Regions from separate parts of the Homo sapiens genome. Here region 1 is linked to region 2. A link is an interaction called in ENCODE POLR2A ChIA-PET data of the cell type or tissue named here. Cell type or tissue: Panc1. All regions are shown on one strand. Each heading gives the region's core, and the rest is flanking DNA. Links, peaks and the distances in the headings are about the cores only.

Evidence for each region. Peaks named below come from ENCODE experiments on the same cell type or tissue, not always from the same donor. Only the 100,000 strongest peaks of a DNase experiment are listed, where the experiment ranks them.
Region 1: POLR2A ChIA-PET joins it to region 2 with 7 read pairs; 3 of 35 experiments call an interaction of 5 or more read pairs at or near these places.

What each region holds. Positions count from the first base shown.
Region 1 is chr3:5,106,565-5,110,954 of GRCh38, reverse strand. No RefSeq gene overlaps it. Among named protein-coding and RNA genes, the nearest start is that of ARL8B, 14 kb to the left of the region's middle. In Panc1, for the core only: no CTCF peak of the experiment used is centred there; no DNase peak of the experiment used is centred there.
Region 2 is chr3:4,985,292-4,989,630 of GRCh38, reverse strand. BHLHE40 (basic helix-loop-helix family member e40) reads right to left here. Exons shown (of 5, transcript NM_003670.3): 5 at 4,308-4,339. Among named protein-coding and RNA genes, the nearest start is that of BHLHE40-AS1, 7.5 kb to the right of the region's middle. RefSeq lists enhancers at 30-530, 2,148-3,045, 3,046-3,943. In Panc1, for the core only: no CTCF peak of the experiment used is centred there; no DNase peak of the experiment used is centred there; H3K4me3 peaks cover 2,302 bases; H3K27ac peaks cover 3,350 bases.

The DNA.
Region 1 (4,390 bases), core at 307-4,306, 120 kb before region 2:
CAAGTAATCCACCCGCCTCAGCCTCCCAAAGTGCTGGGATTACAGGTGTGAGCCACTGTTCTCGGCCAAGACTCTATCTAAACAAACAAACAACAACAACAAAAAAAAAACAGCCTAGCACAGCGTTAATATTCTCTAAATCCTAGTCATTATTTCTGGAACATAGTGACTTAGGACATATGATCAACAATTCAGGGGCTTAGTTTCTCATCTGTAAAATATGGGTAAGGTTACCACCCTTATCTGATGTTTTAGCTGAGGAAGTATTTTCTGCTGAAGTCGCTGGAATAGTGTACAAAGTCATGTGGGTGGCTATTCCCTTTGAACTTTGCCTAGATTTAAGTTACAGGAATGGGAACTGAGGATCATGTGCTGAGACACACGGACCCATTGATGCATCCTTTATAGGGTCAGGAATCCCAGAGCCCTGGGAATGTAGATGGGGAAGGACAAGGGTGAGAGATAAGATTGACTCATGTATTTGCTTTGTGTCTGTTATGTAAGAAAGGTAGAATTCTGTGGCATCACAGCTGAATGACTCCAAGACCATTCTAGTTTTACTTAGTGAAAAGCTGAGGCACAGAGAAGGGATATGTTACAGTTAGAGATGCGAGTTTAAGTCATAATCTTTATTTATTTATTTATTTAGCGACAGAGTCTCGCTCTGTCACCCAGGCTGGAGTGCAGTGGCACGATCTTGGCTCGCTGCAACCTCCACCTCCCAGATTCAAGCGATTCTCCTGCCTCAGCCTCCCAAGTAGCTGGGATTACAGGCGCGTGCCACCACACCCAGCTAATTTTTTGTGTTTTTAGTAGAGACAGGGTTTCACCGTGTCAGCCAGGATGGTCTCAATCTCCTGACCTCGTGATCCACCCACCTCGGCCTCCCAAAGTGCTGGGATTACAGGTGTGAGCCACCACACCCAGCTAAGTCATAATCTTCTTAAGGACAGTAACCATTTCTACTTAAATTACTAAAATCATTTTAAATGAGTGAGCCAGCCTGGGGTACCTGAAATCTCATCTCTCAGGCATTTGTTTTATTATTACCTTTGCATTTGTCTAAGGTGATCATTGTTTTGGCTCCAAAGAATGAAATAAATGTGACACATTGCATAGGTTCTCACTGGCCTGATTACCAACCTAGTAGCATCTGAAACTGACAGCACCTGAGCCTTATCTACAGGACATTTCTGCTTTGGGCCAAGTCGATTAGAGAGCCAGAGTTTTTCATTAGCTGTGGATGTCACTACAGGTGCTCCCCAAAATCTGCAAGGAGCAGAATGTCAGTTCCATCTTTTAAAGGAAGAGTTTTGGCCTTCAGGAAAAGGGAAGCAAGACTCAATTAGGACATTCTCTTTAGAAGGAACATTCATCATTCTTTCTTTCTTTTTTATTTTGAGACAGAGTCTCACTCACCCAGACTGGAGTGCAGTGGTGCGATCTCAGCTCACTGCAACCTCCACCTCCCGGGTTCAAGTGATTCACATGCCTCAGCCTCCCAAGTAGCTAGGATTATGAGACACACACCACCAGTCCCAGATAATTTTTGTATTTTTAGTAGAGACATGTTAGTCAGGCTGGTCTTGAACTCCTGGCCTCAAGTGATCTGCCCACCTTGGCCTCCCAAAGTGCTGGGATTACAGGCATGAGAAACTGTGCCCGGCCCATTATTTTATTTTTATTTATTTTATTTTGCTTTTCAGAAACAGGATCTTGCTCTGTTGCCCAGGCTTGAGTGCAGTGGTATAATCACAGCTTACTGCAACCTCAAACCCCTGGGCTCAAGTGATCCCAGGCATGAGTCACGAGGCCCCGCCTCTTCTTCATTATTTAAAAATTGAGCTAGTCACCCCCATTTTAAGAACAACCAATCATATGAGAATTCCATAGGTGGAAAACAGATACTCAGTGCAAAGTAGAGTGGTGTGAAGAGTCCTGTGCAGGAAATAAAAAGACCACACTGCTGGAAGAAAAGCCGTGTCTTGAATTAAAGAGTTCTCAGGTTGGGTGCAATGATTCACGCCTGTAATCCCAGCACTTTTGGAGGCTGAGGTGGGTGGATCACCTGAGGTCAGGGGGTCAGGAGTTTGAGACCAGCCTGGCCAACATGGTGAAACCCCGTCTCTCCAAAAAAACAAAACTTAACCAGGCATGGTGGCATGCGCCTGTAATCCCAGCTACTCAAGAGGCTGAGGCAGGAGAATCGCTTGTGCTCAGGACGCAGAGTTTGCAGTGAGCCAGGATCGCACCACTGCACTCCAGCCTGGGTGACAGGGCAAGACTTTGTCTCAAAAAAAATTCTTGGCTTTGAAAACTAAATGGCTGTGTGACTTTCAGCAAGTCACTTCCTTTCTCTGGGCTTCAGTTTATTTATGAACTGAAGAGTTTGGATAAGATAAAATTAAAGAACCTTTTATCTCTAAAACCTTCCCATTTCATAGCAACCTGACTGAAATGAGATAAGAGGAAGGGATTCCTGCATGGTAGAGATAAGAATTCTCTCTTTATAATAGCCATTATAGGCTGGGCATGGTGGCTCATGCCTGTAATTCTAGTACTTTGGGGGCTGAGGCGGATGGATTACCTGAGGTCAGGAGTTCAAGATCAGCCTGGCCAACATGTCAAAACTCCATTTCTACCAAAAATACAAAAATTAGCTTGGTGTTGTGGCATGTGCATATAATCCCAGCTATTCAAGAGGCTAAAAAAAAAAAAAAAAAAAAACAGGAGAATCTCTTGAACCCAGAAGGAGGCTGCAGTGAGCCGAGATTGTGCCACTGCACTTCAGCCTGGGTGACAGAGAAAGACCCTGTCTCAAAAAATAAAAATAAAAAATAAATACCCTGTGTAAGTCGGGCATGGTGGTTCACGCCTGTAATACCAGCACTTTGGGAGGCTGAGGTGTGCAGATCACCTGAGGTCAGGAGTTCAAGATCAGCTTGGGCAACATGGTGAAACCCCGTCTCTACTAAAAATATAAAAATTAGCCAGGCATGGTGGCACATGCCTATAATCCCAGCTACTCGGGAGGCTGAGGCAGGAGAATTGCTTGAACCTGGGAGGCAGAAGTTGCAGCGAGCCAAGATCGTGCCACCGCACTCCAGCCTGGGTGAGAGAGTGAGACTCAATCTCAAAAAAAAAAAAAAAAAAAAAAAAATTAGCTGGGCATGTGTTGATGAATGCCTGTAATCCCAGCTACTCAGGAGGCTGAGGCAGGAGAATCGCTTGAAGCCAGGAGGCAGAGGTTACTAGGAGCCAAGATTGTGTCACTGCACTCCAGCCTGGGCAACAGAGTGAGACTCCATCTCAAAAATAAAATAAAATAAAATAAAATAGGCTTTATATTTTTTAGAGAAGTTTCAGGTTTACAGAAAATTGAGCAGATAGTACTGATGGTTCCAATGTACTCTTCCTCTAGCCCCATAGCTTCCCAAATTACCTTTGTTTTAACTGAGGAACCAATATTGCTACCTTATTATTAACTAAAGTCTATAGTTTACAATGGGGTTCAGCCTCAGCATTGTATATTCGATGGGTTTGGACGAATGTAGAATGTTATGTATCAACAATTACAGTGTCATAAAGAATTGTTTCATCTAAAAATTCCCTGTATTCCACCTACTCATCTCTGTTATTTTTAATTTAATTTAATTGTTTTAGTGATGACGTGGGTGGATCACTTGAGGACAGAAGTTCAAAATCAGACAGGGTCTTGCTGTGTCACCCAGGCTGCAGTGCAGTGACATGACCACAGCTCACTGCAGCCTTGACTTCCCAGGCTCAAGCAATCCTCCCACCTCAGCTTCCTAAGTAGCTGGGACTGCAGGTGCGTGCCATGACACCCAGCTCCTTTTTTGACTTTTTTGTAGAGATAAGGTCTCATTATGTTGCCCAGGCTGGTCTTAAACTCCTGGGCTCAAATGATCCTCCCACCTCAGTTTCTCAAAGTGCTGGGATTATAGGGTGAACCACTGTGCCTGGCTGCACCCACACATCTCTGACATAATTCTCTTTCCATTTTGACAGTCTATGGTTTTGAATATTTATAGGAAACAAAGGAACATCAAGTGGCATAAACACTAAGACAAGGGTCATCATTGTAACTAGAAACACCTACGCGACCATTTAGCAGAGGAGAAAGTTTTCTGGTGTTATTTTGGTGGAGCACCCTGACTGATCTGGACCTGAAGCTGTTCTGAATTTTTCATTTAAATGACTCCACTGGCTGGGCGCAGTGGCTCACGCCTATAATCCCAGCACTTTGGGAGGCCGAGGTGGGTGATCGCTTGAGGACAGGAGTTCAAAATCAGCCTGGCCAACACGGTGAAACCCCGTCTCCATGCAAAATACAAAAATCAGTCGGGCATGTTGGCGCATGCCTGTAATC
Region 2 (4,339 bases), core at 340-4,339:
GGCCCCATCTATAGTGGAAGAAACCTTCTGGGCCCAAATCCAGCCACATCACAAGACTGGATGGCCCAGCCGCGAGACGAGCATGTCAGTGGCTTCCATGGCCAATGGGAGAGGCTTCACCCGGCTCATGTTCTGCTGTGGTTGTCGGGCCAAACAGATGGCTGGGGATAAACAGGGGGTGGTGCTGGGTGGGGTGTGTGTTGGGGTGGCTTTGAATGGCCTCAGCCTCCCTCTGGATCCTAGGGAAAGAGGCCAGTGAGGTGAAGGCAGTGCTTGAGGAAGGGGCTGTCATTGGTGGCCTTCAAAACTTGTTTGTGATGTCTTTTCAGCAATAAAACTCTTGTTCAAACAAACGATTACAGTGGTAAGACACGAAAAGGAAGCTGTTCCTGCTGATGAAGGGTGAGAAACCTGGAGCCTTCCCTCCCTCCACGCCACGTGGCAGACACCTCAGGGAATGCTGGGTCTCAGGAGAACATGCCGATCCCGTTAACACACAGTCTTCATATGAAACCATGTGGGAACTCAACACATGCTGTCTCCTCTCTAACCTGAGATCCTGGCCCTGTTCCACAAAGCGAGGCAGCCTCTTATATACCCCTCACAAACCAAGTACTGGGGTGGTGGCCAAAGGGGAGAGACAGGCTAGGGTGTGGGTGGGCCGAAGAAATCTGAGAGGGACAGGAGCTGCGGTGGCCTGGTCTCTGAGCCTGCAGAGGCTCCCTTCCAGAGAGAGAGCTTGGAACTCAGTCTCTGCCTCCCTCCTTCTCTCCCTCCCTCCAGCAGAACTGCCCTGCCCCAGGGGGTTCATACCTCGCTAGTCCCCTAGGCCTACACCTTTCCTAATCTTAGGAGAGACATAAGAAAAGGAATCTCTCCCCTTCCCCGCAGAATACTTTTTTTTTTTTTTTAAACAGGGTCTCTCTCTGTCACCTGGCTGGAGTGCAGTGGCGCAATCATGCTCACTGCAACTCTGCCTCCTGGGCTCAAGTGATCCTCCCACCTCAGCCTCCCAAGTAGCTGGGACCACAGGCATGCACCACCACGCCTGGCTAATTTTTGTATTTTTTGTAGAGATGGGATTTCGCCATGTTGCCCAGGCTGGTCTCAAACTCCCAGCCTCAAGTGATCCTCCCACCTAGGCCTCCCAAAGTGCTGGGATTACAGGCATGAGCCACCGTGCCTGGCCCACAATACTTTGGTATAGTTGCTTCAAGCCCAGATTCTGGTTCTTCGCACAGTCAACCTATAGGGTGCCCCCCCACCGCCCCCCCCATAGTCCTTGATAGTCATGCTGGGTTAGTTTCTCTAACCAGAGGATGGGCCCATTCTTCGCTGTGAGATGGTGTGTGGGGACATCGGTAAGGAACAAATAAAGACTTGGGCAAATAACTTTATTCTGAGGTTGGTTATCTCAGCCACAGGCTGAGCATCATAGTACCTATTCCGCAGGGCTATTTGGAGGATTAAATGAGATAATGTGTATCAAAGCCCAACATGACAGGAGCTCAGCGTAGAAGCAGTTCCATACCAGAAAAAAGGATGGCTTTGTCCCTTAGGTGTCGTGTCACCTCAGATAAGGCATTTCCCCTCTTTGAACTCCAGTTTCCTCATTTGTAAAATGAGCATGTTTAAAATTTTTTTTACTTAAAAAAGGGGCATATTAATATCTACCCTTCACAGTTGCTATAAGTAGAGGCGATTCACATGACGTGGTTGATACCTGGCACAAAGAAAGTACTCAAAACAGGATAGTAATAATTGTAATTATTACTACTTTTACTATTATTAACTTAACTAGAAGGGCAGTGTGGTTTTATAGTTAAGCACATAAACTTTGCAGCCAAATTTCCTAGGTTTAACTTACAAGTCATCAATGGAGCTGTGTGACTTTGAGCAAATTACTTAACCTCTCTGTGCCTACAGTTCATTAACTGTATACTAATTTACCTACTTCATGGCCTTGCAGTGATAAAGAAGTTATTGTATGTAGAGCACTTTGCAGAGTGCCTGGCAAATAGTAAATGCCACAAACACATTTGCTGTAATTATTCTTAGTAATAAATATCCATATTTGTACTATTATAGTCATTAACAACTCGGCTCTGTGAAAGCCTTCTCCTTGGATCCAATTAAGGGACCCACAAACCAACAGATCCACCATCCTACAAAAGGTTTAGCCCCCTCAGAAGCTGTGTGACCTCGGGCTAGTTACCTCTCCTCTCTGAGCCTGCTTTTATTTATCTACAAAATGTGAATTGTAATAGTACCCATAATGATACTTCTAGGTTGTTTGACGTGCATTAGTGAGCGATGACCCGTGGGAAGCTTCTAGCTTCTAGTCAATTAAGCCCTGGTCCCCGTGCTCTGCCTAAATCCAGCTCCCTACCCCACCCAGTCCTCCCTCCCCACCGCCGACGGGGAGCGCTCGAATTCCCTCCTGCTGGGCGCGAGGGAGGGGGGGCGTCCCGTGCCCGCTGCCAGGCCCTAGTTCTGGGGGCCGAGCGATCCCAAGGCCTTGCCGAGCTTCCCCGGGGATCAGGTTTCTGCTGACGCGGTGCCAGGCACGTCTGCTTCCAGGAACCGGCAGCCGCTTTTAGCCGCGGGCCGCACATGAAAGGGCTGCAGTCGGAAACGTGACGTTGTGTCAACAGGCGGGGCAGGTCAGCGCTGGGTGAGACCATCCCGGCAGGCCCGGCGGATCACGCCCTGTCTGAAGGCGGCCAGATGCCCAGCCTCCGCTCCCCTGCCTCCTGCCACCTCTCCTTGGCCCCGGAGCCAGCGCTTCGCCCCCTGACACTCACACACCCCGCTTTTTAAACAGAAGTCCTCTTTGTCCGCAGTGGGCATTAGGCTGGGGTGCGCGCCCCTCCCCCGCACCTCCCTCTGAGCGCATTTGGATGCCGCTAGAACTGGGCTAGAAGAGAGGTTAAGGGCGAGCTGGAAGCAAAAAATGAAGTGGAGGGACAGCTGCAACTTGAGGCGCTGTTTGACAGGGGCAGGTTCCCATAGCGGGATTCTGGGTTGACTGTGTGTGGAACCCTCAAATCTTTTTTTTTAGTTCAGGTTGCTCCAACCACTTCCTCCTTTCCCCAAAGCTACTCCTCCTGCAGTGGCCTGGGAAAAAGAGAGGGTTATGCAAAAAGAGTTTGGTCTTGATTTTTCAACCCCCGGCTATATCACCAGGGTAAGTTTGATTTGTTGGGTTTTTTCCAAAAAAGTCTAGCTAGAGAGGTCTGGCAACTCATGGAGCAATTGAGGTGTTTCACAGGCATGAGACCTGGAAGCCCAGGCGTTGGGCTGGGAGAAAGAGTGGCTTACAGAATTTGCCATCTGCCTGCTCTGGGACTTGTGAGAAGGGCTCGGAATTCTTATTTTATCTAGTCAAAAGCAGGCGTGGAGAGGGAGGTGATAGACCACCAGCTATTGATGCCAGGCTTCCACCTCCTGGTCCCGGCTCCTTGCACAACAGCCTGTGGCCTGGGGACAGTTACGTGCATTCCATATGCATCCAGCACAAGCAGACAATGCTCACTTTCACCTGCTGGCCCATCAGGAGACAGGGAAGGTGACATGTGAAGCAAACAGTCTTCATGGTCAGGTGGAGCCTCTGCCTGGCTAAGAAATCCCTAGGGGCAGCTTCCCTGCTGTACTCCAGACAACCAGGGAGTCCTGGCAGACTGGGATGCTTTGGGAGCCGGAGCGTGTTGAGTCAGGCGCTGGCCATCAGGAAACATCAGGACACCTCTGACAGGGAGTATCCCACAGGAATGTTGCAAATCAAGGCAAAGGAGAGAGGCAAAAATACACGACAGGGTCATTTCCCACCTTTCCCATGGAATTTTTTTTTTTTTTTTTTAAATAAGAGCACTTGTCGAAGGAACACCCAATATGCATTCACGCACAAACATACCGGAGAGGAAGTCCAGGAAGGATGTAGAAAATAATTATGGAATGTTGCCTCCAGCAGGAATAAGACAGGATATGGCAAATCCATTAGACCTTGCTAGATTTGAAAAAGCTAGACTGCTTTGGCAAAGAGGTGCTATCCTAGCATCAATTAGTATTGCATAATAATCCAGTAAATCTTTTCTCAATGTGCCTCTCCCTCCAGCAGGCTCCCCAGACACTGCTGCCCACGGTGTCATACCTTGGTTTTCTGTCAAGTTCCAAGGACCACGATGAAAGCAGGCAGGGGAAAATATGCTTTTTACTTAACTCTGGAAAGAGGTAGAGGATGATCATGAACCCCTGGCAAGGGTTAAACAAAAATTGAACCAATATTTACCTGCCAGGTTGACTAAGCTTATTCTGATTGAATACAAAGCACATGAAAAGC